Regions from separate parts of the Homo sapiens genome. Here region 1 is linked to region 2. A link is an interaction called in ENCODE POLR2A ChIA-PET data of the cell type or tissue named here. Cell type or tissue: endothelial cell of umbilical vein. All regions are shown on one strand. Links, peaks and the distances in the headings refer to the core of each region. The heading gives the core; the rest is flanking DNA.

Evidence for each region. Peaks named below come from ENCODE experiments on the same cell type or tissue, not always from the same donor. Only the 100,000 strongest peaks of a DNase experiment are listed, where the experiment ranks them.
Region 1: POLR2A ChIA-PET joins it to region 2 with 5 read pairs; 2 of 35 experiments call an interaction of 5 or more read pairs at or near these places.

What each region holds. Positions count from the first base shown.
Region 1 is chr7:36,547,725-36,554,636 of GRCh38, reverse strand. AOAH (acyloxyacyl hydrolase) reads left to right here. Exons shown (of 21, transcript NM_001637.4): 14 at 5,162-5,198; 15 at 5,951-6,025. Among named protein-coding and RNA genes, the nearest start is that of AOAH-IT1, 49 kb to the left of the region's middle. RefSeq lists an enhancer at 5,486-5,655. In endothelial cell of umbilical vein, for the core only: no CTCF peak of the experiment used is centred there; no DNase peak of the experiment used is centred there.
Region 2 is chr7:36,962,713-36,969,624 of GRCh38, reverse strand. All of the region lies in intron 16 of ELMO1 (engulfment and cell motility 1), which reads left to right. Among named protein-coding and RNA genes, the nearest start is that of ELMO1-AS1, 32 kb to the left of the region's middle. In endothelial cell of umbilical vein, for the core only: a CTCF peak has its summit at 2,117 (motif pointing left); DNase peaks (open chromatin) are centred at 2,104 and 3,394.

The DNA of each region.
Region 1 (6,912 bases), core at 746-5,745, 410 kb after region 2:
AAATGGAAGAACATTCCATGCTCATGGGTAGGAAGAATCAATATTGTGAAAATGGCCATACTGCCCAAGGCAATTTGTAGATTCAATGCCATCGCCATCAAGCTACCAATGACTTTCTTCACAGAATTGGAAAAAACTACTTTAAAGTTCATATGGAACCAAAAAAGAGCCCACATCACCAAGTCAAACCTAAGCCAAAAGAACAAAGCTGGAGGCATCATGCTACCTGACTTCAAACTATACTACAAGGCTACAGTAACCAAAACAGCATGGTACTGGTACCAAAACAGAGATATAGATCAATGGAACAGAACAGAGCCTTCAGAAATAACACCGCATATCTACAACTATCTGATCTTTGACAAACCTGAGAAAAACAAGCAATGGGGAAAGGACTCCCTATTTAATAAATGGTGCTGGGAAAACTGGCTAGCCATATGCAGAAAGCTGAAACTGGATCCCTTCCTTACACCTTATACAAAAATTAATTCAAGATGGATTAAAGACTTAAACATTAGACCTAAAACCATAAAAACCCTAAATGAAAACCTAGGCATTACCATTCATGACATAGGCATGGGCAAGGACTTCATGTCTAAAACACCAAAAGCAATGGCAACAAAAGCCAAAATTGACAAATGGGATCTAATTAAACTAAAGAGCTTCTGCACAGCAAAAGAAACTACCATCAGAGTGAACAGGCAACCTACAAAATGGGAGAAAATTTTCCCAACCTACTCATCTGACAAAGGGCTAATATCCAGAATCTACAATGAACTCAAACAAATTTACAAGAAAAAACAAACAACCCCATGAAAAAGTGGGCAAAGGATATGAACAGACACTTCTCAAAAGAAGACACTTATGCAGCCAAAAGACAGATGAAAAAATGCTCATCACTGACCATCAGAGAAATGCAAATCAAAACCACAATGAGATACCATCTCACACCAGTTAGAATGGCGATCATTAAAAAGTCAGGAAACAACAGGTGCTGGAGAAGATGTGGAGAAATAGGAACACTTTTACACTGTTGGTGGGACTGTAAACTAGTTTAACCATTGTGGAAATCAGCGTGGCGATTCCTCAGGGATCTAGAACTAGAAATACCATTTGACCCAGCCATCCCATTACTGGGTATACATCCAAAGGATTATATATCATGCTGCTATAAAGACACATGCACACGTATGTTTATTGCGGCACTATTCACAATAGCAAAGACTTGGAACCAACCCAAATGTCCAACAATGATAGACTGGATTAAGAAAATGTGGCACATATACACCATGGAATACTATGCAGCCCTAAAAAATGATGACCTTTGTAGGGACATTCATTCATGTCCTTTGTAGGAACATGGATGAAATTGGAAATCATCATTCTCAGTAAACTATTGCAAGGACAAAAAACCAAACACCGCATGTTCTCACTCATAGATGGAAATTGAACAATGAGAACACATGGACACAGGAAGGGAAACATCACACTCTGGGGACAGTTGTGGGGTGGGGGGAGGGGGGAGGGATAGCATTGGGAGATATACCTAATGCTAGATAACGAGTTAGTGGGTGCAGCGCACCAGCATGGCAGATGTATACATATGTAAGTAACCTGCACATTGTGCACATGTACCCTAAAACTTAAAGTATAATAATAATAAAAAAAGAAAAAAAAAAAGAAAATGTGGTGCATATACACCATGGAATTCTATGCAGCCATAAAAAGAACTAAATCATGTCGTTGCTAGTAACATGGAGGCAGCTGAAGGCCATTATCCTAAGCGAATTAATGTAGAAACAGAAAACCAAATACCATATGTTCTCACTTACAAGTAGGAGCTAAACAATGGATACTCATGGACATAAAGATGGCAAGAATAGGCACAAGACTACTAGAGGTGGGGAGGCATGGAGGGGAGCAAGGGTTGAAAATGACAGTCAGAGCAGCGATTATTAAAAAGTCAAGAAACAGATGCTGGCGAGGTTGTGGAGAAATAGGAATGCTTTTACGCTGTTGGTGGGAATGTAAATTAGTTCAACCATTGTGGAGGACAGTGTGGCACTTCCTCAAAGATTTAGAACCAGAAATACCATTTGACCCAGCAATCCCATTATGGTTATATACCCAATGGGATATAAATCATTCTGTTATAAAGATACATGCATGTGTATGTTCATTGCAGCACTATTCATGATAGCAAAGAGATGAAATCAACCCAAATACCCATTGATGATAGACTGGATAAAGAAAATGTGGTACACATACACCACAGAACACTATGCAACCATAAAAAGGAATGAGATCATGTTCTTTGCAGGGACATGGGTGGAGCTGGAAACCTTTATCCTCAGCAAACTAACACAGGAACAGAAAACCAAACATCATATGTTCTCACTTATGATTGGTAGCTGAACAATGAGAACACTTGGACACATGAAGGGGAACAACACATGCTGAGGCCTGTTGTGGGAGTGCTGGGCTTAATACCTAGGTGATGGCTTGATAGGTGCAGCAAACCACCATGGCACATATTTACCTATGTAACAAACCTACACATGTATCCTGGAACTTAAAATAAAAAATAAAGAAAATTACCTATTGGGTCTGCTATGCTCAGTACCTGGGTGATGGGATCAATTGTCCCCCAAACCTCAGCATTACACAATATACCCAGGTAACAGAAGTGCACCTGTATCCCCTGAATCAAAAGTAAAAGTTGAAATTAAAATAATAATAATGATTCCTTGCCTCACTACAAAAAAGAAAGAAGATGATATAGTCATTTCTAAAAAAAATTAAACATAGTATTACAATACAGCCCAGCACTTTCAGTTAGATATACCATACGTCCAAAACACTTGAAAGCAGGGACTATCCATAGCAGCGTTATTCACAACAACCAAAAGGTGGAAACAACCCAAATGGCCATCAAAGAATGAATGGATAAACAAAATGTGTTATGAATGAAGCTTGAGGACATTATACTGAGTAAAATAAACCAGACCCAAAAGGACAAGTATGACATGAGCCATCTACATGAGGTGCCTAGAATAGTTAAATGCGTAAGGGCAGAAAGTAGGAGGGTGGCTATCAGGGACTGGAGGGAGGAGTTAGTGGAAAGTTATTCTTTAATGCATTTTGAGTTTCGGTTTGGAATGATGGAAAAGTTCTGGAGATGGGTGGTGATGATGGTTGCACAACAATGTAAATGAACTGAATGCCACTGAATTGTACACTCAAAAGGGATGGAAAGATGAAATGAGGCCAGATGCGGTGGCTCACACCTGTAATCCCAGCACTTTGGGAGGCCAAGGCAGGCAGATCATGAGGTCAGGAGTTCGACACCAGCCTGACCAACATGGTGAAACCCCATCTCTACTAAAAATACAAAAACTAGCCAAGCATGGTGGCACATGCCTGTAATCGCAGCTACTCAGGAGGCTGAGGCAGGAGAATCACTTGAACCCAGGAGGCAGAGATTGCAGTAAGCCAAGATCGCACCACTGCACTCCAGCCTGGGCAACAGAGCAAGACTCTGTCTAAAAAAAAAAAAAAAAGAAAGAAATGAGATGTACATTTTACCATAATAAAATGGAAATAAAGCAATATTTATTTAATGTGCTAACATTTCCTGAATCAACCAAGAGAACATCAGTGCTGCCTGTACAGCTTGCCACTAGCTGCATGTGACAAAGAGGCAATCATTGCATAGCTACACAGCTTCAGTGAGACACAGGCCAGCATACCCTTCATGGCTACACGCTGCCCTTTTTCCCACGTGGAACTGGAAGAACATACCTGGGTCTCCGGTAAAATGCACTTATCCCCAAGCTTCCAAGGCTGGAAGTTATAGAAGAATCTTCCTATGGAAAGGGGCAACTGGATGGTATTTCTCCAACTCGGTCCACCGAGTTGCACCACCCACCTGACAATCACTTGCTTATTTCTAGCAGATCTGTCTCTTGGGGACAAAAAGACAGTACACTGGTTTGGGTTAACTCTTTCTCAACTACAGCCTAGAGGAGCACTGTCCACAGGAAGCCAGAGCTCAGGATGGCAGACGGAAGGGACTGGTATGAACTGCAGTTCTTCGAATGAGTACCTGTGTGGCTTTGGGCAAGCCACTTAGGTGGGCCTCAGTTTCCTAATTTAAAAGTGGGAATACAACAGTAGCTACCTCACACAATTGTACCACAGCTTAAATGAGCTGTAAAAGTTTAACAGCACCTAGAATAAAATAAGTATTCAACAAATATGATTTTCTTTTTTTTTTTTTTGAGACAAGTCTCTCTCTGGTCACCCAGGCTGGAGTGCAGCAGCATGATCTCAGCTCACTGCAACCTCTGCCTCCCAGGTTCAAGCAATTCTCCTGCGTCAGCCTCCCGAGTAGCTGGGATTACAGGCGCACGCCACCACGCCTGGCTAATTTTTTTGTATTTTTAGTAGAGACAAGGTTTCGCCATGTTGGCCAGGCTGGTCTCGAACTCCTGACCTCAAGTGATCCGCCCGCCTCAGCTTCCCAAAGTGCTGGGATTACAGGTGTGAGCCACCACGCCCGGTCTGGGTTTTCATATAAGAGATATGTTACAGGTGGTAACGGGGATTGGGGCAGGATGGTCATGCATATCATTACAAGAGTTGAAATATATCAACTCTACAATCTGAACCTTGTGTTGACCAGACAGCCTGCGGGAGCCTTGGGAGTGTGCAAGAATAATAGGAGGAGATTAAATGGGGCTCTCCAAGGAGGTGGGTAATTCTCGTAACATTCTTTTCGTTTTCCTCTAATTCTTCAACTCATTCTTGAATATTTTCGGTAGTTTGTCTCTTTGGTAGTAGATACATACTTTTTTTCTCACATCTACTAGAAGATTTACTCATTTATGCTTAGGAAATGTCTGAAGACCCATGAATCCAAATAAATTTTGGTTTTGTTAATATACTGCTAAATAAACAGAAAAGCCCTTAAGGAGAGTTCCAGGATTAAACACTACAGAAACTGATTGGAAGAAAATTATTTCCATCAATGTGTTGGTCAGAACAACCTTTGCCCGAACAGTAATGCCGCTTTCATGAGTTCAGTCAATCAGACTCCCATATTGATAGTGTGAAATTGAACTCACTAACTTTAATTGTTTTCTTAATTTTAATTATTCAGGTGCATCTTCCCGAAACCTGAAGAAATTTATAGAAAGGTAAGCAGAAGATAAGAAGTTGTTTTTAATTTGGTTTCTCATTTTGAATAAGGAATGAAAACTCTGTTATTACCCCATAATCATTTTTACTGAGCATAAATAGCTTGTTAGTCACTATCCAAACTCAAGGATATCACTCCTTGGGCCAGTGAGCATAGAAAGTGATTAATTTGCATATGTCCTCAAAGAAGGGTGATAAAAATGCATAGAGAGTTGGTAAAACTTAGCTCTGACAGACAAAAGGATGATGTCATATCCCTGCTTTATGAATGAGAAAACATTTTTTATGCTTATTTGGGGCTTGAAATTCAGAAGCAAGGCTCGAGGTGTCCTGACTGGAAGCCTCAAGAAGCCTTTGCCTTTTCAAAGTTGACTATGGGTCCACGGCTGCCAGGTTATCCTAAGAACATGGACATAAGGAACCCAATAACTCGCCTGTGCTTATTGATGCAATTGCTGTGAAAGATGCCAAGAAGATAGCATTGTGTCTATTTACCCAGGACCTCAATCCATTCTTTTCAATTTTATGCATTTATGTGGCCTTTCTCTAATAGGCAAGTGGGATAATGATTATAGAGAATAAATGGGAGATGGGAATGGTGGTTGGCTGTACTAGAATGAAAGAAAAATAGCAAAAAGTTGCCAAGAGGGTGGTCATACCAAGATTGTTTTCAAAGGCCCAGCCTGTGTCACTGGCTACAAAGCTAGGTTTCCAAGTATCTGACATTCAGATTCCATCTATGCCTTCTCAGCTTGTCTAGAAACAAGGTGTTGGACTATCCCGCCATCGTTATATATGCCATGATTGGAAATGATGTCTGCAGTGGGTGAGTTATTGAGAAAAAGTATTTTCAAGATTCTTTGGCTCTGGGCTCTTCCCCACCCTCTCCTCACCAACTCCACTCCATTATAGCAGCCTGCTGTTCAGCTGAATTTCTCTATCTTAGAAGCACGGCCGGGCACAGGGGCTCACACCTATAATCCCAGCACTTTGGGAGGCCGAGGTGGGCAGATCACCTGAGGTCAGGAGTTGGAGACCAGCCTGGCCAACATGGTGAAACCCCGTCTCTACTAAAAATACAACAATTAGCTGGGCATGGTGGCGTGTGCCTGTAATCTCAGCTACATGAGAGGCTGAGGCAGCAGAATCACTTGAACCCAGGAGACAGAGGTTGCCATGAGCTGAGATCGTGCCACTGCACTCCAGCCTGAGCGACGGAGCAAGACTCTATCTCAAAAAAAAGCAAGTCCTAGACACGTGTGAAATCAACAGTACCAATCTGTCACGCTGAAAGCCTCTTTTGAAAATATCTGCTCCATTAATGATCAACTCTGATGTAACAACAAATGGGTGTGTCCTGATCAGTTATATCACAAGAAATGTGCTACTATTCACTGAGAACCCAAGATTGGGAATTGTGATTTTTTTTAATAAAATAAGGCAGAAGCACAGTTACCCCATAAGAACATCGATCTCACTCATATTCTGATCTACTTTACTTCCTCATGTGGAAGAGACAGCTTAGACGCACAGACCTACAGCATTTGCAAAGAAACTGCGGATAACTCATGGGCAATCCTATCTATGCCCATGGCCCATAGCAAGAAGGTGATTTTGCTAAACTGCTGGTATTGGTAGTAACTTCAAAATGGTGAATTCCTTAGTTCCTATATAACATTTGGGGAGGTTTCTCAAAATCTGTGTACACCCCTA
Region 2 (6,912 bases), core at 869-5,868:
ACATACTACACACATATACCACCACCAGCAGCTTCCTCAATCAATTCTGATGTGCACCAACTTAAGGCATAAAACTAGGGAAGTGATGCAAGTGGGGGGAAGCAATTGTGGCTGTAAACATACTGAGTTAAACTTCCTGTGAAATGACACAGATCTTAAATTGGGTTGAAAAACAATATACAATATCATGAATATTGAATTCACCACATATCATTATCACCCAAATATGAGAAAAAGCTAGAAATGCAAGAAGAAATGAATAAAAATATAGCTGGACTGACATTCATTACACTATTACTCTAGTATGTTAAAATATAATCTATAGAATACTTCAATAATATAATTAATGTGTCAACTAATAGGTACATATTGAATTGATACCTTTAAATATAGCTGTGATGGCATGTCTTTACATGGTAACTGTATTATGTTAAAATATAATATATAGAATACTTTAATAATATAATTAACATGTCAACTACTAGGTAGGTACATACTGAATTGATACCCTCCACTGAGAGTATGCCTTATTTTTCAGTATCCATGCAACTTTTTCAAAAATGCATCACTTACATGGCTAAAGATCCTCAATAAATTCTCAAAGGCTTTTAAATAACCACTGAACCAAAGAGGAAATCTAAACTACTACTAAAGATTACAAAAATGATGACAGTGAGAACATCACATGCCAAAACTTATGGGATATAGCCAAAGCTGCCCTCAAATAGTATATTTGTAGCCCCAAAATTATTTTTTTTAATTATTTATATAGAAAGAATGAAAACAAGTGAACTCAGGATATAACTCATTTTAGAAAATAACAACAAAAGCACCCAAAGAATACAAAAGGAAAGATAATGCAAGGCAATAAACTAGAAAATAAAAGAAATAATAGAATCAATAAATGAATCTAAGAACTATTTCTGTTAAGGCAATTATTTAATAGAAATAATTGACAATTGACATTGACAATCTATCAAATAAAATGTAGAGAAAATGTAAGAATTAACAAAATTTAATTGAAAATGACATAGAGACATAGAGCTGATTAAAATATTATTAATGAATTTAATGGGTGGCAATATGCCAGTGTGCTTTACAAAGCTCAATTAGTACACCCAGACACGCATGCCTGCACAAACAAAATAACTATGGGCTATCTGTGAATAATATATTTGGGATAAAATATATACATTGCTCATAAAGCAAAGTGTCATACTTTGCCAGTTGAAGTATAGATTAGTACAGTCTTTCTGAAAATGGCAATATATATTAAGAACTTAAAATTTTCTGTGATATTTATCCTTCTATTCCAAGTCAAAGACTTTATCCTAAGAAAATCAGAAGTGCAGAATAAATATTCTTTGATATTTTAAGAGAGACTTTAGGAAGACTCATGTCATTGGAGTGAGCTGATGATATTAATGGTTGTGGGGAGAAATAAAACCAATAGAATGATTTCATCTAGAAAAAAAAGCATGGAATTATAAACTTAAAAATAATTCTGGAAGACTCTGCACCACAATGTTAACACTCATTATTGCAGTGTAAGGATTACAAGTGATTTTTAACTTCTTCCTTTTATTTTTATATTTCTTTCTAATATTACTCAATTGGAAGGTAATATTTCTATAATTAGATAATAAACTTACTAAAACAAAAATTTAATATAAACATAATGGAAGGGTTATAATAACAGGCAAAGCACATACAAAAATCATGCCTGCATAATATATTGAGACTGAGGATGCCACCAAATCCTGATGTTCCCTGGTTAGTTTGTTTACTTTCCATTTCCCTGAAAGGGGCATGAATGAGAGGTGGAGGGAGAAGATATTAGCTAGGTTGCATTCTCTTTCCAAAGCCTGAATTCTTTTTTATTTCGTGTTTCCATCACTGGGTCTTTTATCATTAATCTCTAAGATGTCAGCTGTTCATCACCAGGTGCCTGAATCCCTACCAGAAACTCCTATTGGTGTTACCTATCCAGGGACACGGATTTCTCTTGCTCTTTCCTTTCTCTGTCCTTTCTCTCCCTGAATCTGAGCTGCTTTCTGGAAGTGGTCAGCAGCACCCTCCCTTTGCCAGAAGTGCAAAGTTTGGCCAACACTCCCCCTAGTGGCAATTTAACAGACTCCTGAACTGACCAACCCAAAAGCCAAGGACGAGCACTGATGCCACGCTGGGTTAGCTGGGGCACTTGTTAATTAAAGACATATCACTGGGCCCTACCTCAGGAGTGTGGCCCAGAAATAGGTATTCTTTTTTAACAAGCATCTCAAGCATGGGTTTTTGTCCCATTTGTACCCTTCCTTTGTCATTTTTATGGAATACATAGTGATTGGGATTCAGTTTTTTATAGAAACTTGATTCCAATTTTTAGTACTGAATGTGAAAAAAAACATTCAAGCTTCAAATCGATTGGCCTAGAGCATGTATTTCTTATATTTTAGAGAAGAGGCAATAGGATAAGAGAGAAGCTCTTGTAAACTAAATATACATTTCTAAAAAGAATAGAGACCAGAGGCGTTTGTTATAATGTCCTCCAGTGAACACTTGTGAAAAGACTAGCTGCTACTTTATTCTACCTGCAGCTATGTCAGTGTATAAATTACAACCAAGCACGTTATACCTTGGCACTGTTGCTTTCTTATTCTCCATGTCTATTTCTAAACATCCCCTATACGTGAAATTTGTTCTCCAGTGGCCAGCGAGCCAGCCTCTTTGGAGCAGCCTGCTGATTTAATCAACATGCTGCTTATCATGTTTTCCAGATGGTTAATGCATCTCTTAAATAAAACTGGCCCTAATTTGAACTGGTGTTTCTATTCTGGTCCTTTCTGAAGAACAATTTGTCTTATGGTCAAAGTTTCTTTTTCATTATTTCTCTGTAGGCTCTGGTGATGTCTTTTTACCACTTCTTTGTTTAAAACTGCCAAGTGGCACATTCATTCAATTCATTGATGCTAATCATACATGGAGGAAAAAGAAGACAGTTCATATTAATATCAACACATTCCTCAAATCATTTATCACTTACACGTAAAGTTGTAGAGAACAGATTTGTCAGAATTATTGATTGAGAAAGGAAAGAGCCCTTTGTTGTGGAACCGTAGATTGGTGTTTTCTCTTCATTGCTGCTTCTGCTTCGAGAAGGAGTATAACCTTGTCACGTGAAACAGCATTATTTGGGGAGCAGTAGATACAGGCCAAGTTTTTAGGAGTCTCAGTTAAAAACCCGTGGTCTTAATATTCAGTGTTACACAAAGGATTCCAAATATAAATAACCTTCACGCTGACCCATAGATTCAGGTCTGATTCCCATTTCACAAATGGGAATACGGCCAAGGTATACAGTTAGGTCATATAAAAGTGACATTAAACTCATATTGGCAGAATTCCATTGTGGTGTGACTTCTGCAATAATGAATGGCTGAAAGTAGGCAAGATAATGTAAGACTTGAATGGGGTTGCATTCTGAAAGGAAGGCAGCCAGAGGTCCTCAGAATTAAATGGAGGACCTGCAGTAAAAATATGGCTCTATTACACCAAGCATTTTCCTCTTTTCCTTTCCATTGCCTGTCTGAGATGATTTGGCAGAGTTTAAAAATAAATGAAGTATATTCATTTTTCCTTCAGAGTTTTTCTTTGAAGGCATTTGGTAAGGGGACAAAATGAAATATGAACACAGGCAGGATGGGGGATCAAGACATCAAAATGTTAGCATTATATCCAACATATATATCCTTATGTGAGGAGGTATGCTTGCTTCCAATTAAGATGACATCATACAGGCGGATGTGATGCTTCCAAGCAGTGTTAATGATCTGCTAGGTAATGCAGAGGAAATGATGTGTTTGGAATGGGTTTTTTTTTCCCATTTGTACCTTTCCACTTCTTTATGGACTGCAACATGTAATGATTGGGATTAGGTTTTTTATAGAAACTTGATTTCAATTTTCAGTACTGATTAGAGACAGGATTCTTTTGCAGGCATATCAGTTATGTTGATCATTGCTTTTCACATTTTATTGTAGCTGCCAAATCCTTATTATAAACAGAGTAGAACCCTACATATAAAACCCACAAAAGGGCAACTCTGAGGGAAACCAGGTTGAGCATCTCGGCAATTCCCCTTACTGAGCCATTTTCTCCAGTGCCTCCCTCTCTTCTCCCATAGCTGAGTCCGAAAACAATCTTCTGGGAGAAAGGATAAGGTTTCTTCTGTATAACCTAGGGGAAAAGTGCCTTTAATTATTCATTCATTCTCTGCTGGAACAAATATTTATTCGGTGCCTATGATAAGCCAGGCCCTCCCTCTTCTAGACACTGGGCTGCAGTAGTGAGGAGGAAAGACAAGGGGACTGTCCTCAGGGAGGCAGCGGGGGAGGCAGCCAGGCCACCCCAGCCATGATGCCATGAATACATTAAGAATGGGGAGAAACGGATCTTAGGGAGAGAACTCATGGGGAAAGGATGGTTGGGTAAGGCCTGTGGAAGAAACCAGGATGCTGAGGAAGAGTGGCCACATCAAGTGCTTGGGAAAAAGTGTTTCAGGCCAGGAAAGCTCCTGAAATCCCAGAGACAGAGGTATTCAAGGAATGGGAAGATGGCCAGAGCCCATCCTGGATGGGGGATGCGGGGGGTGATAGTGGCCAAGAGGTCAGAGGGAAGCAAGGCCAGTTGGAGAACTTGTACTAGGCTGTGATGGAAACTCAGTATTTTTCATTTTAAGTTTGCTTTTAACCTTGGTTTAATTGTTTATTATTAAACATCTTATGACTAAGCTGTTTATATTTGTATTCCTTCGACTTCCAAAATGGCTTTGTGGTAACTCACGTATGCGTTGTGTATGCGCAGGTTCATTTGGTTCATAAAAGCTCTAGACCATGTGGAGGAGGAAGGAAGTAGGTTAACTGTAGGGTATTGTAGTGGGATTGAGAATTTTAAAAGCCAGAGTAGAAAAAACAAAAAAAGAAAAGAATGCCTTACATAATTCTAATTAGTTAAAAAAAGGAAGGCCCTTCATTCTTAAGGAAAGAAACATCTACTACTAAATTCTAAACCTAATGTACAGACTTAAGTTTCCAAATTACAATGGTTCCACTTAAGATTTTCAACTTTATGATGATGTGAGAGCGACACACATTCAGTGGAAACCATACTTTGAGTACTCATACAACCATTCTGGTTTTTACTTTCAGTATAGTATTTAATAAATTACATGAAATACTTAACCCTTTATTATAAAATATACTTTACGTTAGATGATTTTGCTTACCTGTAGGCTAATGTAGGTGTTCTGAGCATGTTTAAGGTAGGCTATGCTAAGCTATGATGTTCAGCATTACGTGAATTTTCAACTTAAAATATTTTCCACTTACGATGGGATTATTGGGACATAATCTCATTATAAGTCAAGGAATATTTGTATTTCACTGAGTCATATACAATAATTCATCAACAATTCTCTTTATGAATATTAAATGCCAAATATACAAAAACTATTGGCACTCTAGGGAGTGCAAGCCTTAATCAGACATAAATTCTGCCTTCCTGGATCTTTCAATTTAATAGGATATATAAAGAACCTACACAAATAACTGTACTACAAGACAGCAGATACAAATATTAGTTTTCATGGGATCTAAAGGTAGGTTATCTAATTGCTTTCTGTCAATTTCAGATATCACATTAAAGCATGACTCTGGGACAGTTCCAGGTGAGGGGAAAGAGTTAAAGTAACCAGTCAGGTTTATAGCTTTTCTGTAATCAAGGACTTAACACACAGTACCCAGGGGCAGGGCAGAAGGGCAGGTTATTTAAGATGTCCTTCAAAGTTGACTCTCTCAGGAGTCTGGGACACAGGTGTTCTGCATAACTAACTGAAGACACATTGGGTATAGACATATAGGTGACAAATCAACACTGTTACGAAATTTCAGTGGTGCTTTTTGTTCCTATTAAGACATATGTTTTATATAGAACTAATTCAATCTTACAGGTGAAAATCAGAGAAACTAGGCATCCTAAAAGGAAAAATGCCTCTAATCCATCCACCCGAAGAAAAACTGCAGGTATTTTGGTATTTATCTCTTAGACATTTTTCTGTGTTTGTGTGAGGGGAGTATCACACTATCCCAACTTTTCTGTGGTCCCTTTTCCTCACTTCTTTTCACATCAAGACATGCAGTTCAAAGATGCCTTTATTTATTTATTTTTTTATTTATTTATTTATTTATTTATTTGAGATGGAGTCTTGCACTGTCACCAGGCTGGAGTGCAGTGGCGCAATCTCGGCTCACTGCAACCTCTTCCTCCCAGGTTCAAGTGATTCTCCTGCCTCAGTCTCCTGAATAGCTAGGAGTACAGGCGCACGGCACCACGCCCAGCTAATTTTTGTATTTTTAGTAGAGACAGGGTTTCACTGTGTTGGCCAGGATGGTCTCGATGACCTCGTGATCTGCCCACCTCGGCCTCCCAAAGTGCTGGGATTACAGGCGTGAGCCACCACGCCCAGCTCAAAGATGCCATTACTAATTACTACATGACACTCAAGTGTAACTCTATCAGGATTTATTTAACCAGTCTTCTAGAGTTGACACATAGGTTGTTCTCAGTTGTACGCTATTAGAAATAATACTGCGTGAACATTCTTTAAAATACATCTTTTCTCACTTTTCCAATTTTCTCACTTTTCCAATTTTCCGTAATACTTTTCCAATTTTCTTTAATACTTTTCTAATAGTGGGGAGAACAGTGATTTGTGATTCTATGTCTCACTGAGTCACACACATACCCAAAGCTTTTATTTAAGATCTTTGTTTATTGATGCTAACTGCAGACAATGCTAAGCTTTCCTTTTTGCAGAAGGAAGGAGGACTTCAAAGCACCTAAGGAGCTCATGAATTT